2 separate regions of the Mus musculus genome follow, and region 2 is linked to region 1. Evidence: chromatin loops called from intact Hi-C (ENCODE). Cell type or tissue: left cerebral cortex. All regions are shown on one strand.

Region 1 (8,000 bases):
TTTTGTTCTAATTTGCTTTCTATGGCTATGACAAAACACTAACCAAAAGCAACTTGGGAAGAAAGGAGTTTATTTCATCTTACACTTCCAGGTAATGGTCCAGCCACTGAGGGAAGTCAGGGCAGGGACTGAAGTAAAGAAGGCCATTGTAGCTTACTTATTTGCTCTGTAGGTTTGTTTTGCTTGCTTGCCTGCCTGCCTGCCTGCCCCAGGACCACCTGCCTATGGACATCAATCATTAATCAAAAAGTGCCCCACATGCACACCTATAGGCCAGTGCCCCACGTGCACACCTATAGGCCAGACTGCTAGAGGCAGTTCCTTAATTGAGGTTCCCTCTTCCCAAGTAACTCATTTGTGCCAAGTTAGCAAAACTAATGAGAACATCCCTCAGTTCCTCGTAATAGCCCTTCTGGACCTTTGTCCCCACACTCGCTAATGCTGGTGTTATGGCAGCATGTAGACTCTTGGGCACACATCCCACCCCGTCCCAGGTTAAATGACTTGGATAACAGCTAGCCACACCCGGGACCTAGGACTACCTGCTCTAAGTCCCTCTGCCCCCTCTGGTTGTTCTCCAGGACAGCGGCACCTCTACCAGTAGCTGCTGGGCCAGAGAGGTCCCTTCCCTCATTCCCAAGGGAGTCAGCCAGCAGCAGAAGCCCCAAATGACAACCAAGTGGGCATCACCAGGCCACTTTCACTCTCCAGCCAACAGTGATCAAGCCCTGGCTCAGGAGGCAGTGGCTGGAGGCCCAGGAAAACATTGGCCACAGATGCTATCTAAGATGTTTTCAGGCAGTGTGTGTTCTCCTCAAGAGAGGAAAGGAGCAGTGTGGGCCAGGGTGTGGGAGGTAGACTCAGGTTCCCAAAGCTGCATCTGGGAGTAGTTGTGCCCTGCTCCTAGCCTGAAATTCAACAGGCCACAGCAGTGCCTTCAGGCTTAAAGCCATTGGTTTTTCTCACTTGGCCAACCTCACTGGGGAAGGTGCCATCGTGGGAGCTCTAGACAGAGCAGCCAAGTGTACCAGGCCCTGGGCTGCCTGCTCGAGGAGTGGTAGAGCTGTATGTAGCTACCCATCTCATACCTGAGCTGGGGCTGGACACAGGCAAGTTTCTGTCATGTCACAGCGGGAGGGAACCTTATACTCGGGGACGTGACATGTCTCCTGTGGCAACCTCTTACAGACTAGGATGGAGGTTTGTGTGTAAGGTCAGATGTCTAGGCCAGGTCTGCTATCCTATTTCCTCTGCTTCAGTCAGCCTCTTCACCCACCCAGAGGCCCCAGGGAGTCCGCTCAGCCGAGTTGGTCACAGCCTTCATGAAACCCTTTGCCAGGGCTCTAAGCCAGTGAGGCAGAATGGAGTGTGGGGAACAGAATAAGGACAGTTAGGAATGGGACTGGACCCTGGGTGGCAAGCTAAACCCAGCTGATGAGAGGCTACAGGATTGGTCCGTCAATTGGAAGGAGTGTAGGTGGGTCAGCATGTCCTGTGGTAAGACAAGCTCTTCTCTGGGAGCAGGTAGTGATCACAGGCCTTGGGACCCAAGGCCTGCCAAGTTATAGGTCCAACAGAGAGACTTCACCGATCCCAGCTGTCTGCAGTCTCAGCCATACCACAGAGAAAAGGCTGGGCTACCGCCTCCCCCTTCTCCCCAGACCCTGTTCCAGGCCCCAGCTGCCTTCCTGGCTGGCTGCTGGCCCTGGCTCTCACCCTAAAGGGAGCCACTGGTAAACAGGAAGTGCTCCCCCATGCAACGCTCCGGGCGCCATCAACAGCCCACAGGCCGACAGACATCCAAGCAGCGGGTTGGCTGTTCCCACCAGCTGCAGGAAAGGGGGTGGACATGGGACCCTAAGCACTATGGGTCTGGCTGCTGGGAAGATGTCTTGGGCAGGGACCCACAGGTGCCCAGAGACTGAACCCCACCAGCACCTACCATGATGCAGACACTGACTCTGACTTCTGTCCATCTTCCCAGAGACTGTCTGAAAGCGGCCCCCAAGTCCCAGAAAGGTGACTCCCCCAGCATCGACTACACAGAGCTGCTGCAGCACTTTGAAAAAGTCCAGAAACAGCACCTGGAAGTAAGACACCAGCGCAGTGGGCGAGGGGATCACCTGGACCGCAGAGTTATCCTCTGATGTGCCTAGCATGGAAAAGGGCCCTAGTGGCCTAAGAAGCACTCAGGGTCTCTAAGCTGAGGCCACAAGGAGCCTAAGAACCTGCCTCCAGCAGGGCTGGACCCAACCACCAGCCAGGGTAGGGAGGGGGATGGTATTGGCTCTGTCAGCCTCAGCTCCTCCCAGCAGAGCACCTGGACCCCAGCACTGTCAGCTACACTCTGTCCTGGGACCGATGGATTCTCTCCTGAGTCGGGACTACAGCCTCAGAATCCAGAAGCAGCCTCTTTCTAATCCCTGTCTGTGAGAAGAGCTTGACCTTGGCCCCAGAGCACTGGCATGGTGTGTGTGCATATGTACATCTGTGTGGAAATGCACACAGGCCAGCACAAAGACCTCTACAGAATGATGTCCATCCCTGCCCCAATAAAGAAATCACAGAATCCTTAATCAAGTCTGCCTGCTCCTTCTCTGCTAGCACCTGTGCCAAGCCTGATGCTGCAGCTGCCCTGGGGCCTCACCTATCCTGGAAAGCCAGCTTCATTCTAAGCCCTGATTCCCATATGAATCCAGGGACCAATTCTTCCCAGGACCAGTACCTTCCTCCTGGCCTTACTCTCGATCCTTAGTCCTGCTTTCTGAGTCCCTGTGCAATGTGGATGTCCCCATAAGCAGGAATGGCACAGCAGAACACTGCAGAGCAGTGAGCAATGGGAGGAAATCAAAGATAAATGCCCCAATCTTTGACTTAGCTCAAAGAACCGCGTCTGTCACCTGGCTTTGGGTTCTGGTGAACCCTAGTTGCCTGCTGCGGCCCTTTAGTTGCCAGGAGCTTGTGCCTGCTTTCCCCTGGAGCCCTAACTATGTGTGCCCCATGAGAATAGGTTCACCTGGAGTCTCCTGGACGACAGCAGTACTTGCCCTCCCATGTGTACACGCGTGCATCCCCACACACTACACTCTGCAGGTTCAACACAGACCCTACTCACGAGGAAGTTGGGCCGGGACACCATCACTATTTCCACCCCCAATCCAGGTGACACCGGTACTACTTAGAAAAGGAACTGAAGGACATTTGTGCAGGAGGGTTGGACTTTATGGATGGTCTGTGGTGGACAGCTCCAATGCGGCCAGTTCCCGTTCCCCTCTGCACGATGCTCAGTGCTATTCATCAGGCCGGGATGCACTAAGGACTGCATCCTTGGCGGGTTTCATCTTGGTCGAGCCCAAGGCCTTGAAGGTGCAAACCCGGGTCCGCTCCCGCTGGAGGGTGGGGGGCTGGCCCGGCCCCGCCCCTGCGCCGCCCCGACCCGCGGCGGCGCCCGCTCCCGCCGGCCCCTCTTGCCGGACCAGTCTGGCAGCGCCAGAGCTCGGATTTCAAAGCCCTGGTTTCTGGCCGTGAATGGGTCCTCGCCCGCCCGGCCTTTCCCACAGCCCCCTCCTGTGCTCCCTCCCCGCGGCCCTCCCTCCGCCGCGCCCACGTGACGCCCGAGCTTCGGCGGCTCGGATTACCGCCGCCGCCGCTCCAGTGCCCGCGCCGAGGCTGCGCCGCGAACTGCCCGCGCCGCGCCCCCAGCCCCACCGAGCCATGGCCCGCGCTGCCGGCCCACGGCCCGCAACCCCGGAGCGCGGCGCGGCCGGCCGCTGAGAGCGCGGCCCCGAGGCAGGGAGCCCCGGCGCGGCCTCGGAGCAGCGCCCGCGGCGGTCCGGCCCCTCCCCTGCACGGCTCCCCGCGCCCCTTGCGCGCCCTGCCGCCGCGCGCCCGGCCCCAGCATGGAGACGGCGGAGAAGGAGTGTGGCGCCTTGGGCGGGCTCTTCCAGGCCATCGTCAACGACATGAAGGTACCCCGGGCAAGCTCCGGGCATACGGGTCTCCTCTGAGGGACGCGTGGCGGGCAGTGTGTGTGTGTGTGTGTGTGTGTGTGTGTGTGTGTGCGCGCGGGCAGTGTGTGTGTGTGTGTGTGCGGGCAGTGTGTGTGTGTGTGTGTGTGTGCGGGCAGTGTGTGTGTGTGTGTGTGTGTGTGTGTGTGTGTGTGTGTGTGTGTGTGTGTGTGTGTGTGTGTTTCATCTGAGCCTGTCCTCCTGCGCCCGCCTTGCGCCCAATGCCTGTCTGGGTCCGAAGGGTGGGAGTGAGTGCTCGCAGGTTGGGATGTCCGAGAGGTCGCCCCGTAGGATCCCGATCCAAAGCTGAGCGTCCGCAAACACTCGGTACCCCAGACCCCCAAACTATGAATTGGGTTTATCTTTAGGACCGACCTTTAAGGCCCTTTAACGGATCCAAGGTCTCTCGGGCCTCCGCCCCCTTTCACCACAGTGCCCCCCCACACACACACACACACATACCCCCGACGCCCCGAAGCCCAGACAATGCTGTCACCGCCAAAGCAGGAAAAAAATAATAAAGCAAAGAACTGTTAACTCTTGCCCCGCCAGCCTCGGGCCTCTGCATGGATGCAGCCCCACCTACACACACACACACACACACACACACACACACACACACACACCAACAGATCCAGCAAGCTCCATTACTCCAATCCTCGGGTGGGGTCCTCCCTGCAGCCCAAGGGTAGGACTGAATCCACCTTGGGGAGGAGGTAGGCTGTGTGTTGGCTAAGCAACCTGGGGAGCGCTTTCAGCAACCCCCCCTTCCTGATCACTCAAGGTCAGACTGAGCAGGCACCCTGTTCAGATGGGGAAACTGAGGCCTGCGAATGGCTCAAGGTCATAAGGAGACCATTGGATCCTGCTTCGGGACCTCAGCCATTATTATCCATCTGGTAATTTACTGAATTCTCCCTGACCCCCAGAGGCCAGTGTTTGACGAGGCTGATCCGAATTGACTAGGCAGGGAAAGCTTCAGTGGCAAGGTGGGCATCGAGTGCCAGTGTTCCTGTCCTGCACTGTACCCCTTGGTCTAGGAACACGATGGAAAACGGAAGAAACTAGGCCCTGTGCTGAGCCTCCTCACATCCTTACCCTAGGCTCGCACTTAGCAAGAACAAATCAGAATCCTGCTAGACCCTGGGGGCTGTGGAACCCACGTACAGGTACACCCTACCCAAGGGCTCCAGAAAAATGCTTTAGGAAAGTGATGCCTTGCAGAGAGGCAAGAAGTTGGGGCTCCCCTCCTAGTACTGCCAAGAAACACCCCCAGTAAGGGAAGGCATCTGTCAGATACTTGCCCCCTAAAAAGAGGCCTGAAACCACACTGGCCTGGGACTTACAAGTTAGCAGCACGTCAGCGCCTTCCCATAGTTCTATACTTTTCCCTGGGGTTCCTCCCTCGCCACAACACACACACACACACACACACACACACACACCCCTGGCAACTCCACCTGAGGGCCTCATCACTAGCCCTCAGCATCTTGGTACCAGCTCCTCTGGCAACTCCACCTGAGGGCCTCATCACTAGCCCTCAGCATTTTGGTACCAGCTCCTCTCTGAAACTGTGTAACCCAGACCACCTCCCCTAGCTGACACTCCTGGGCTGGCAGAGGGTGGGAGCCACCCACACTGCCTCCCACTGCAAACACTGCAGCAAGCAGCCACTTCTGCCCAGACGAGACAGCAGGATAGTATCCTCCATTCCTGCCAGTTGCAAGGAACTCAGTTGAGACACGGGTCCAGTCTCAGCAAAGAACTTAGTGGCAGGCAAGATTTCTAGATACGTGGGGCCAAGATGGAAGAGACTTTACCAAGCACCATCAGATCATGTATACTATGCCCCTATCAATGACATGCATGGATTAGGGACCCTGAAGGGGCCGGCCACCTGCACTGATTGGCTGGACTTAAAAAGCTGCTTCTGGCTGTCTTGCTCAGTGGCCACCATCAAGAAGTTCAAGGAGACTCAGATTGCCTGGGGCTGATTCCTAGTGAGTTGCCCAGGACTCTCTCTGGAGCCACTAGAAGGCCCCAACCCTGCACTGAGGGATGGTGTGGGAGGAAGGGTCCCCACTCAGATCTTCAACTACACAGACAGAGGAGGGTGGGTGCAAACCCAGGGGCTTGAAAGGGCCCTGGAGAGCTGGTTAGCTTGCCCTGTCTCCTCTCTCTCAGGCCAACTGAACCCAGAGACTTGATCTTGCCTGGGGCCCTAGGCCTAGTCAGCAGAGGAAATGGGGTCCCCATCCCATGCTACCCTGAAAGTGGGTTCATCCTAATCCAGACTAAGAAGTGTCACACAGACACAGGCTCTGGCCACAGGGAAAGGCTCCTGACAGAGAGCTGGGGCTTTTGCCCTCTTAAGCAGTTCCCACAGCAAGTGACCCCCTGAAGTCTACACACAGGCCCTGATTCTACAGCTGAGGAAATCTGGGGCTGGGGGTGCCCCCAAAAGTCTTTTCTGAGACTAGAGCCTGGGTTGCCCCCAGACACACCACAGCCACACCAGTCTCATCCTGGTGAGCACCTTCCCTCTGCTCCAGAGCGGTGGCCATGCTTGTGACAGACCTGGAGTCTCCCCCTTTCTCTCAGTCCCTGTCACCTTCCCACATAGAAGTGAATGTAGTTGTTCCTCGCCCCGCTTCTCTGAAAACAGGGCACCTACATCCTGATATGTCAGCTATAGGATCAGACCTTGACCCCAATCCCTAGGGCCTCAGACAAATCAGTCAACCTCCCTGAGCCTCCAGTTCTCCCATCAAGAAAATGGGGCAATAGCGAGCTGCATTCCAGGAGTCACTCAGGAGGTGGTGAGTGATGCATGAGGCAGTGCTTGGCCCAGAACACCTGGCCAGCAGGTGCAGTTCCTGTGACTGTGATGACATCGGGGCTTAGAGCCTGGGCCAGGTGAAGCGAACACTCTCCCTGGGGCACCTGTCAGTCAGGCATAGGGGGATGGGGAAAAGAAGCCAGGCTCTTAAAGACTGGGGTGTGCAGATCTATCTACAGAGGGTAAAGTGGACTTGGCCTACCACTGGGGGAGTCCTTACTCTCTCAGACAACCAAGGGCTTGCTGAGGGGGCCAAGCTTTCCTGGGGTCCAGGAGAACTAACTTTGGACACCCTGCTCCCAGCAGTTTCTCACACTCTGGAGTGAGGTCTTAGCGGGCTTCCCTGCCAAGTAGCATTTAAGAGGTGTGAGGGTGCCCCATCTTGAAAAACCCCTAGAGGCCAGTGCCTGGGTTAGCTCCTCAGGACTGCCAGGGACAACCTCACAACCTGGTGGGCTTTTTTTATTCAGAGCTGTGTGGGTGGGGGAGAGCCCACCCACAGCCTCCTCTTCTTGTTCCAGCCTTGCTACGGCTTCTCAAATATTTGCTTTCCCTGACACTGACTTGACTGGGCAGGAAGAGGGCGTTTTTGAGGGTCGGTGAAGCAGCCCGCCCCCTTGCTGTCCCTGGAGAAGCTGGCTAGACCTACCCTGGGGTTCCAGCCAAGCACAGCCCTCCCAGAATCCCAGAAGCTGAGGCTCTTCTGTCCCCTTTACCTTGGTACTGAGAAGCCTCCGTCCCAGTCAGCTCATGTGGGACAGGGACTAGGGCCTTTGCTAGCCCTGGGCTACCCTTCAAAGAGCAAGGTCTCCCTCAGGGTTCCCCCCCAGGCTAGGGCTGACCTTTCTCCAGGGCCAGTGCATGAGCCAGAAAAGCCCCTTAATCAGACTGGACAACTCAGTCACCAGGAGCCCAACCTCCCTATTGGGAAACCCCCTCCTAATAGAGAGCCTCTGGCCAGGCTAGGATAAAGGCCACACTGTTCCCCTGGAGGGGAGAGGAGGGACTGGAAAAAGGTGGCTCTGTTGGCCACACAAGGCCCCATTCAGCCTGGGGCCTAGTTGTCCCAGGCAAGCTGACCAGCCTGTGTAGCAGCCATGGCCTCCCTGGGTCTGTGAGCCACCAGTGCTGGCCAGAGATGACTGGCCTAACGG
Region 2 (8,000 bases), 58 kb before region 1:
CCTAAAGGCCTGTATCCCAAGTGATGCTAGGTTTGTCAGTAACATACAACATCTGTTGTCTCAGAAAATCTGCCCAATAGTGCTAGGATAGTTTAAATTCTCCCAGCATGACTTATGAGGAGGTTTGTGCAGATGGAAGATAACTTACCCAAGGTCATGTAGCCAAGAGCTAGAATGGAGACCTGGGTCGATCTGATTCCAGGTGCTCTAAAATCTACACAGGCTCTGCCGTGAACAGGGGGCCATCTCACATTGGGATACAGCTTCATGCAGGCCTGGTCTCATGTTACCCTAATAGAATTTTATCCTTGGCTGGCCTTCAGTTATGAATGTGCCCTCTTCCTCTGAGCATTTGACCTTAACCTTGCTTCCTTGCCCCTTCACTTAGTTGGCTGCCTCTAGACTACTCACAGATGGGACAGGGAGTCAGCATTCCAGGCCCAGACCAGAAGCCTTCTCTGTCCTCCATCTGGTCTTCTAAATAGCTGAGGCCAATGGCTGAGATCACAGAGGTCTCAGAGTTCAGGAGGCCTCTGGTCTTATGCCACCCAGCTCTCTACAGGACCAGTTTCCTTCTCTAAGATGCTGAAGTTGGACTGGATTGTCCTTGGTTCTTTCCAGCTCTGACTGTGTGGTCCTGACTCCACTCCCTGGAATACTAATACTGTGCGCTCTAAAGTAGAGGCTTCCCTAAGAATGGGGCTTGTTTTCCTTCTCGGTTCCTTGCCTCGCTTTTTATTTCACTCCAGTTTTCATTCTGTCTACTCTCCAAAACAAACAAAAACAACCCCTCCCTCCTGCCTCAAGTCCACAGGTTTCTTTAAAGTCAGATCATCCAGTAAGGTTAGAATCTCCATCCATAATACTAAGGTAACATCAGTAGCCAGGAGCTTCGTTCTTACAGCCAGGAGCCTGCTCCATGTGAGAAGATGGAGGTCCTGGGTTCTCTCCCACAGTGCCACAGGGGCCTTGTCCATAGCACTGTATGCTGTGTGTCCCTACTCTGCCACAGCTGACCCTGCAGCTTCCTACTCCCCTCTTCTCCCAAATGGTAACAGCCAACAAGAAGACACTGGAGCCCTGTCCTAGTCCCAGCATCTTCCTCCTAGGGACAGCCAGGACCCCTGGCCCAACGCCTCAGCAACTGTACATACACCACAACCCAGCAAGAGTACCAGAAGCCACTGCTGGGCACCTAGGGAGATTGTAGCACTTCTCAGGTGAGTCCTTGTCAACAAGTCCTTGCCAAAGACAGGCCAATAATAGTTGTGTCTGTCTAGAGGACCTCTGCTTCTCATTCTAGATTTCACGTTCTCAGCTCTCAGCCACCCTAGACTGAGGGGACGCAGTCACCACAGAGCATGTAGTCACCCCCTGCACAAAGCCAGCTCTGTGGGCCCCGAGGGTTTGCATGCTTATGTCTGTCTAGACACTTCCGTGGGACAGACCTGAGGGCAGTCACTGCCATGAGTGCAGTGGAAAAGAAGGCCGAAGCCTGGCTCCTGATGGAAGGTCTCCATCAGGCTAGGGTAGGCTGAGAAGGACAGCCAAAAAGCAGGCCTGCTAGCAGCAGGAAGACATAAACTGAGGGCTCTGTTGGTTCCGCTTCCTCCTAGAATAGGGACTGAGTTGTTTAAACGCCTGGGTAAACTCCCTGCTCACACTGCAGGCCCCAGTGCCCATCTCTCCTTGAATCTTCATAGTGATCACCCTCAGAGGCCATTTGTCATCAAAGCCCTGCAGCACCATCCAAGCCAGGGTACAGTCAGAACCCTCTGCAGTGTTCAGAGGCAGCTGCTTGGGCCTTACCCCAGGCTCTCCCAGCTGTACCCTCAAGCGAGGCCATGCTGCCTGGGCACTGGAATTTTTTTCACAAAATCCCAGGAGACTGTGGTGCATATATGTCTGATTGGGAGCTACAACTGTGGACCAGCATGAGATCTGTGGGAGCTAGCCCCCCCAGCTCTCAGGCCAGAAGGGGACCACTCCCCACAGGTGACAGAGGTCGATCCTCTCATTGGCTCTCTCATGGACCCTGAACTCAGCACCTATCTTCATCCTTCCGACAGCCTCACAATAGGACTCGGTGTTTGCATTTCTCCCAAGAGGACAATTATTCTAAAGAACCCAGAGAAGTTAAGGAATTTGGTCAAGATCTCTAGATGGCTTCCTGAATCACTCAGAAGCCAATGTATGACCTCACCTTGCCCGCCTCTCCTCGCCTCCTCCATCTTTCTCTTTCCTCTCCTCTCCTCTGTCTTTCTCTCCTCTCTTCTCTCCTCCGTCTTTACTTCTCTCCCTCTCTCTCTGTCCTCTTTCTGACTGTCTCTGTCCCCAGTCTACCTTCTTCTGTACATTAAAACTGGGCCAGAACCCATCTATCTGTCTTTATATCCATCCCCACATAGCCCTTATCACTCTTTATAATGGCAGGTTAGTGTGGGCTTTAAGAGAATTCTGTCTAGACTCAGAAATATTTTACAAGAAGGTGAACAACCAAGTTGGCACAGAGTGTGCTGTTCCCACCCAGCCCTGTCCCCATCTCTCAGGCCAGGTGCTGTGGGAAGCTTACCAGGAAGCCAGGGTTAAGCAGAGCTCTGGGAGGTAGTCAGGAAACATTCCCCTCTCCTGGTTACACAGTGTTGGAACTCATCACCTGGTGCTAGAACTCTAAGGATGTATATGTGTGTGCACTCAGAATTTGCAACTCTAAGAGCCAGGAACTCAGGGCAGTACACGTGGAATGGCTGGGTCAGCAGGAAGGAAAGCCTATGGGGTTAGGGGCTGGAGAACAGCAGTCTGGTCTCTCCGTTGATCCTAGCCTAGGCTGTCTTTTCTTCTCTCTGTACCCTGAAGGGGGCACCACCAGCATCATCCTCATTAATCTACATGATTACTTGGTGGAAATGACAACAGGATTAAGTAATGGGCCTTCGTGCAATCCCATAGAAAAGATCTCCAAAGTCCATTTTGGGGGCGTGGAGTTGCCTAAATCCCCTAGGACAGGTGCTCAGTGTCAGCCAACATTACCTGTGTGCTGAGTATGCGTATAGCTAGAACTTACTTTGCTTTGCCAGGACACCTAAAAGCAACCTGAGTGCCCTTCGAATGGGCAGGAAAATGTGTCCACACCTGAACAGAGCTGCTCACCTCCCAAACTCTGGCCTTTCTCCTTGGGGCACTGCTCATCTAGTTGCAGAAGGCAGGGTTCTCATGCCATGTAGACCACAGCTCTGCTCAGAATGCCAGCCTGCCTGCTGCCTTCCGCAGCTCCTGTTTACCTTGTGTCTAAGGCTGAGGCCTCAGCCCCAGTGCCAGCTGCTGTGGGTGCATTTCCCACTGCTCTTGGCCTTCATTCTGGCTTCTATGGTGAATTCTCTGGCTGATTCCCCAAGCCCCAGGGCAGCAAGAGCCAAGTTATATGTGGTCAGGGATGGAGGAGGCCTGGCCACTGAGCTATACCCTTTATAACAAAAGGAACTAGTTTCTATGTGGGCAGAAGCAGAAAACCCAAGGATCCTGTAGAAGCCAAGCCTCGTGCCTTTGCCCTTCCTGTCAGATTTGCTTCACAGCCTGAGGGGCAGCCTGACCCGACCCAGATCACCTACAGGGCACGACAGTCAGCTGTTCTGCACAGAGACTTCAGATATTCCTTGGCATTGGCTGACACTGGCCAGAGTGCAGCCTCCAGAGTCTGGAGCAGCATCCATCTCTTTCACCAATACAAAGTATGCCTCTTGGGAACATTCTTGCAGCTTACTCCCAGCCAGCGCTAGGGAGAGCACAGTCTGGGAATGTCCTGACAATAGAAAGAAAGAGTCCCCTTCAAAGGAGCTGGATTGCTCTACCAGTTGACATCGAAAGCCTTAGCTAGTGCTTGCTGTGTAAACCTAGGGCTTCCTAAGGATCAGTGGGACCTTAAAGTGGGATGTTTGTCCATCTATTCCTTTGGCAGCAGCTATTCCAAACTATGCATCTTTTATTTTCTTCCCCTATGCTGCAGATCTTCCTCTATCTGCTAAGTGATTGCCTGGGCCTTCAGAGCCAGAGTGTTGGTTAGAGGCAAGGTCAGGCTCCCCTGTGTGGGGACTTGAACTTGTAGTGTTTGTCTGCAGGCTGTAGCAGTATCAACTGGGACAGAGGAACAACCACAGTGCCATGGAAGGGCAGAGGGCAGGTATTAGGGTAGTGAATGCCCATTAGATCAGTGAAAGAGAACAGCACTGTCCAGGAGAGAGCCACCCCTTGGTTGCTAGAAAATGAGTATGACAGATGTCATTATCTACGTTTATCCTAAGGAAAAAGCCAATTGATACTATAAAGTTGTCTCCAACAAAGGGGATCATCTGAGGAATCCCTGGTTTTTCTCTGCTGTCTACCCCATGGGAAATATGAAGCCCTTTTCCGCCAACTCCCGAGGCTCCCCTTGGAGACACCTTGGCAGATTCTGTCTGTACTCGCGGTCTTCAGCCTTGACCCTTACAGTCCAGCAAGGAGTCAAGGCAGCACATTGCACTGCAGAACCAGGGACCAGCTGATGAGCCCTCCCCACCCCCACCCACTGCCATGGAAACAGCAGGCGCTCCCGTTCCTGCAGAATATTGCTTTCTTGTAACCTCCTTCCCCCTCCCCTCTTCTTTCTCTCACACAAAAAGAAAGCACAAGTGTTTTATATTCATTTTGCAAAAATGCTGTGTAGTGCATACTAATTGGTGTGGCTTCCTCCTGCTTTCTTTGAGCTAGTCCCCATCCTTGGAGCCAGGACTCCAGGCCAGCCTCGGGCATGGGCCCAGACAGCCTGCTCATTGGCAGAGGAACTAGATTTGGGTTTCTGGGGGTGGAGCAAGGCTGGCCACATGTCTGTGGTTCTGGGGCATTTCCTTCTGGCCTTGTGGGATCCTTGAGCAGGGATCTTTGTCCCATAGCTTCCTACCCACACTGTAGGGTCTCCAGGGAAATGTAGAGCACCACAGCCTTGGCCTGGGCATAGAGACTCAAAGCCAAGTCTCTGCTCATCTATCTCAGTGCTCTGTTAACTAGACCTTTCTCTGCGATAGCTCTCCTCCCTGGGCCAGATCTTCATTTTGATTGTTGCTTCAAAAGGCTCAGGATCCCAGCTGGGTTATGGGCAGTTGAGAAACAGCTAGCAATGGGATTTGATCGCTTGAACTAATGTCAGAGAACTACTACAGCCCCATAATGCCTTCCGTACACAGTATCCACCATATAGCATTCCTGCCCTTCACTCAAGCAGTCCCCTCCCTCCTTCAATTCTGGTCTAACTATTTAAGGGGCAGGAAGGGTCAGTTCATTGTGTGTGCACCTGTGTATGTATGGTGCCCCAGGCAGGGCTGTGGGCTTTTTGCCAATCCCTAGGACTAGAAACAAATCATTTGCTTTGTAAGCACAGGAAGAGTGGCTGGGATCACCAAAGGAACCTGTAGACAGCATTTCCGGCTTTAATTGTGCAATTGAAGTGTAATTTGCATTCATTTGCCATTTGATATTAGACTTTCTAGAATAAGAGAATTCTGAATGCAAAAAGTGCCGCCTTCCTGGCTCTGCTCTCCTGTCCAGTAGTGGGCAGGAAGCAGCAGTGGAGAAATGGATGCTGCACATTCTCATGAAAAGCCCTCAGTATGAATGGCTATTCCATCTCATCACCAACCCAGGGCCATTAACAGCCTGGTATTGGGATTAAAAATCTTGTAATAAGAGTGGGATGTTGGCTGGGCAGTGGTGGCGCATGCCTTTAATCCCAGCACTCAGGAGGCAGAGGCAGGCAGATTTCTGAGTTCGAGGCCAGCCTGGTCTACAAAGTGAGTTCCAGAACAGCCAGGGCTATACAGAGAAACCCTGTCTCAAGAAAACAAAACAAAACAAAAAAACCAACAAAGAGTGGGATGTTGGACACTTTGTGCTTGCTGTGCACTGAAGTCCCCTTCTTCTTTGGTATCCATGGGGGATTGCTCCAGAGACCCTCTGGATTCCAGAATCTGAAAATGCTCATATTGTTTCTATAAAATGGGCCAGTATTTGCATATAACCTACATAATTATCCCATGCACTTTAAATCATCTCTCAGTTATATATTATACCTAATACAATTAAACGTATGGCAATAACTGTTAACGCTTCAATGTTTAGAAAATAAAACAAGGGAAAGACCTTTATATGTCCTGTGTAGGTGCACATCACCTAATACTTTCCGTTGACAGTTGGTTGACTCCTTTGGCACAGAGGGCTAGCTTGCCTCACAGCCTTCAGGGCAGCCTTGCATTATCAAGCTTCCATTTGTACATACAGGGAAACAGATGCTATTACCTGCTATGGAACCCAGATTCTTGTGTATGGGTCATAAGCTTGGGACACCCAACCTAGCTACCACTTGAGCCTGATTTCTGACTACATATCCCTCCACCCCACATCCTTCTCTGGAGCTAAACCACCCCAAGAATGTACTGCCTTATTCTCTGTATCCATAAGCAGCTTATGCTAGTTAAGAGAATGCTTCAGATGTATACTCCACAGTGTATGTGCGCGAGCGAGTGTGTGTGTGTGTGTGTGTGTGTGTGTGTGTGTGTGTGTGTGTAAGCACGCAAACACATGCCCTTGGTGGCCACTCTATCAAGTGCTTCCACAGGCTCTTGGCTCCCCTCAGACCAAGTTGCTGGTTCCTGAAGCCCAAAGGTTCTCTTTCAAGTAAATGTTTTTGCATCCTATAGCTTGAGGCTCTGGCAGAGTCTGTCCTGTGTAGCCCTGTGTCTCCTATAGTCAAAGCTGAACCATGGGAGCTGCTCAGTAGGTGTTAGGAAGATGTTCAACGGCATTAACTGGATGCAAGTCTGAGCACAAAGCCCTGAGTAGTTTGATTGGCAGGCTTGGGTTTCTGAAGCAGAGCTGTGTATGAAGCAGACACTGCATTTTTGTTGAGCTGGTGACTGTACAAGTCTCAGATTCCTTGGGTGGAGTGTGAGGTGACACTGACGGTGATTGAGAGTGTTAGTTCTCAACTATAGCTTGCTCCTCTGGGCTCCTTGTCCCTTATAGCCTGGTTCCTGAGCTGCTCCGTTCTTGTACAGGCCATTCTTCTTGCATGCTACTGGGTCTTCCTAGGCATCATCACTTCAGCTGGAAAGAGGTGCCTTTTGGATATGTAGTGTCTTATGTGCCTGTACTGGTGCCAGGGTTCTTGCAAGAGCTGATCTGGTATAATGTGTGCCATGCCCCAGTTAGCCTTGCTGGGTCATACTTTTCTCACTTGGAGCATTTGACCAGAAGGATTTGTTGTTCAGGGGGCATATGACCCTGTACACTTGCACAGACAGATCTGAGAAGGACAGCATGACTGGAAGAAACAGAGTTCTAGGAGACCAGGGTGACCTTTTCTTCATCATCATCTCTCCTGAGTCTGAATCCTTTGTCAGATCATAGAAAGAACGATCACTTGGGCAATGGTGCAAGCAACACTGAATGGGAGTTAGGTTACCAATTTGAAACTTTGCCTTAGTTCTTAAATTTTTTTTCGTACATATACCAAAACTCAGCAGTTTTTTAATATGTTTTTATAAGGTTGCACAACCATCACTGCTGCCTAGTCCCAAGACATTTCATCTCCATACCCTTCCCCCCAAGAAAATAACTCTGCCCATTAGAAGTCTCGTCCCTAACTACTGGCAACCACAAATGTACCTTCATCTTTTCAGATTTGTCTCTTGTAGACATTTCATGTAATCATTGTGGTTTGTAGCCTTCTTTGACTTACAAGAGTTTATAAGCCTCTTCCTGTTGCTACAGAGTCCAGTGTCCTTTTTTTTAATCTATCTGTGTGTATGATGTGTGCACATGCCATTATCAAGGACGACTGCAGAGTCCAGTGTCGTTTTTTACCTATCTGTGTGTATGATGTGTGCACATGCCATTATCAAGGACGACTGCAGGGTCCAGTGTCGTTTTTTACCTATCTGTGTGTATGATGTGTGCACATGCCATTATCAAGG

What was found. Peaks named below come from ENCODE experiments on the same cell type or tissue, not always from the same donor. Only the 100,000 strongest peaks of a DNase experiment are listed, where the experiment ranks them.
Region 2: a loop joins it to region 1, with 4 times the contacts of the local background. A loop is called at or near these places in 11 of 42 quality-filtered maps.

The regions. Positions count from the first base shown.
Region 1 is chr8:110,717,823-110,725,822 of GRCm38, forward strand. Vac14 (Vac14 homolog (S. cerevisiae)) reads left to right here. Exons shown (of 19, transcript NM_146216.3): 19 at 1,985-2,576. The coding sequence ends at 2,147. It overlaps Mtss2 (MTSS I-BAR domain containing 2), which reads left to right and starts at 3,654. Exons shown (of 14, transcript NM_198625.2): 1 at 3,654-3,968. The coding sequence starts at 3,900. In left cerebral cortex, a CTCF peak has its summit at 7,868; DNase peaks (open chromatin) are centred at 811, 1,395, 1,701, 3,161 and 6 more places; H3K4me3 peaks cover 4,643 bases; H3K27ac peaks cover 6,307 bases.
Region 2 is chr8:110,659,876-110,667,875 of GRCm38, forward strand. The region is part of intron 12 of Vac14 (Vac14 homolog (S. cerevisiae)); the gene reads left to right. Among named protein-coding and RNA genes, the nearest start is that of n-TGgcc10, 33 kb to the left of the region's middle. In left cerebral cortex, a CTCF peak has its summit at 2,856 (motif pointing right); DNase peaks (open chromatin) are centred at 607, 3,412, 3,649 and 4,770; H3K27ac peaks cover 2,663 bases.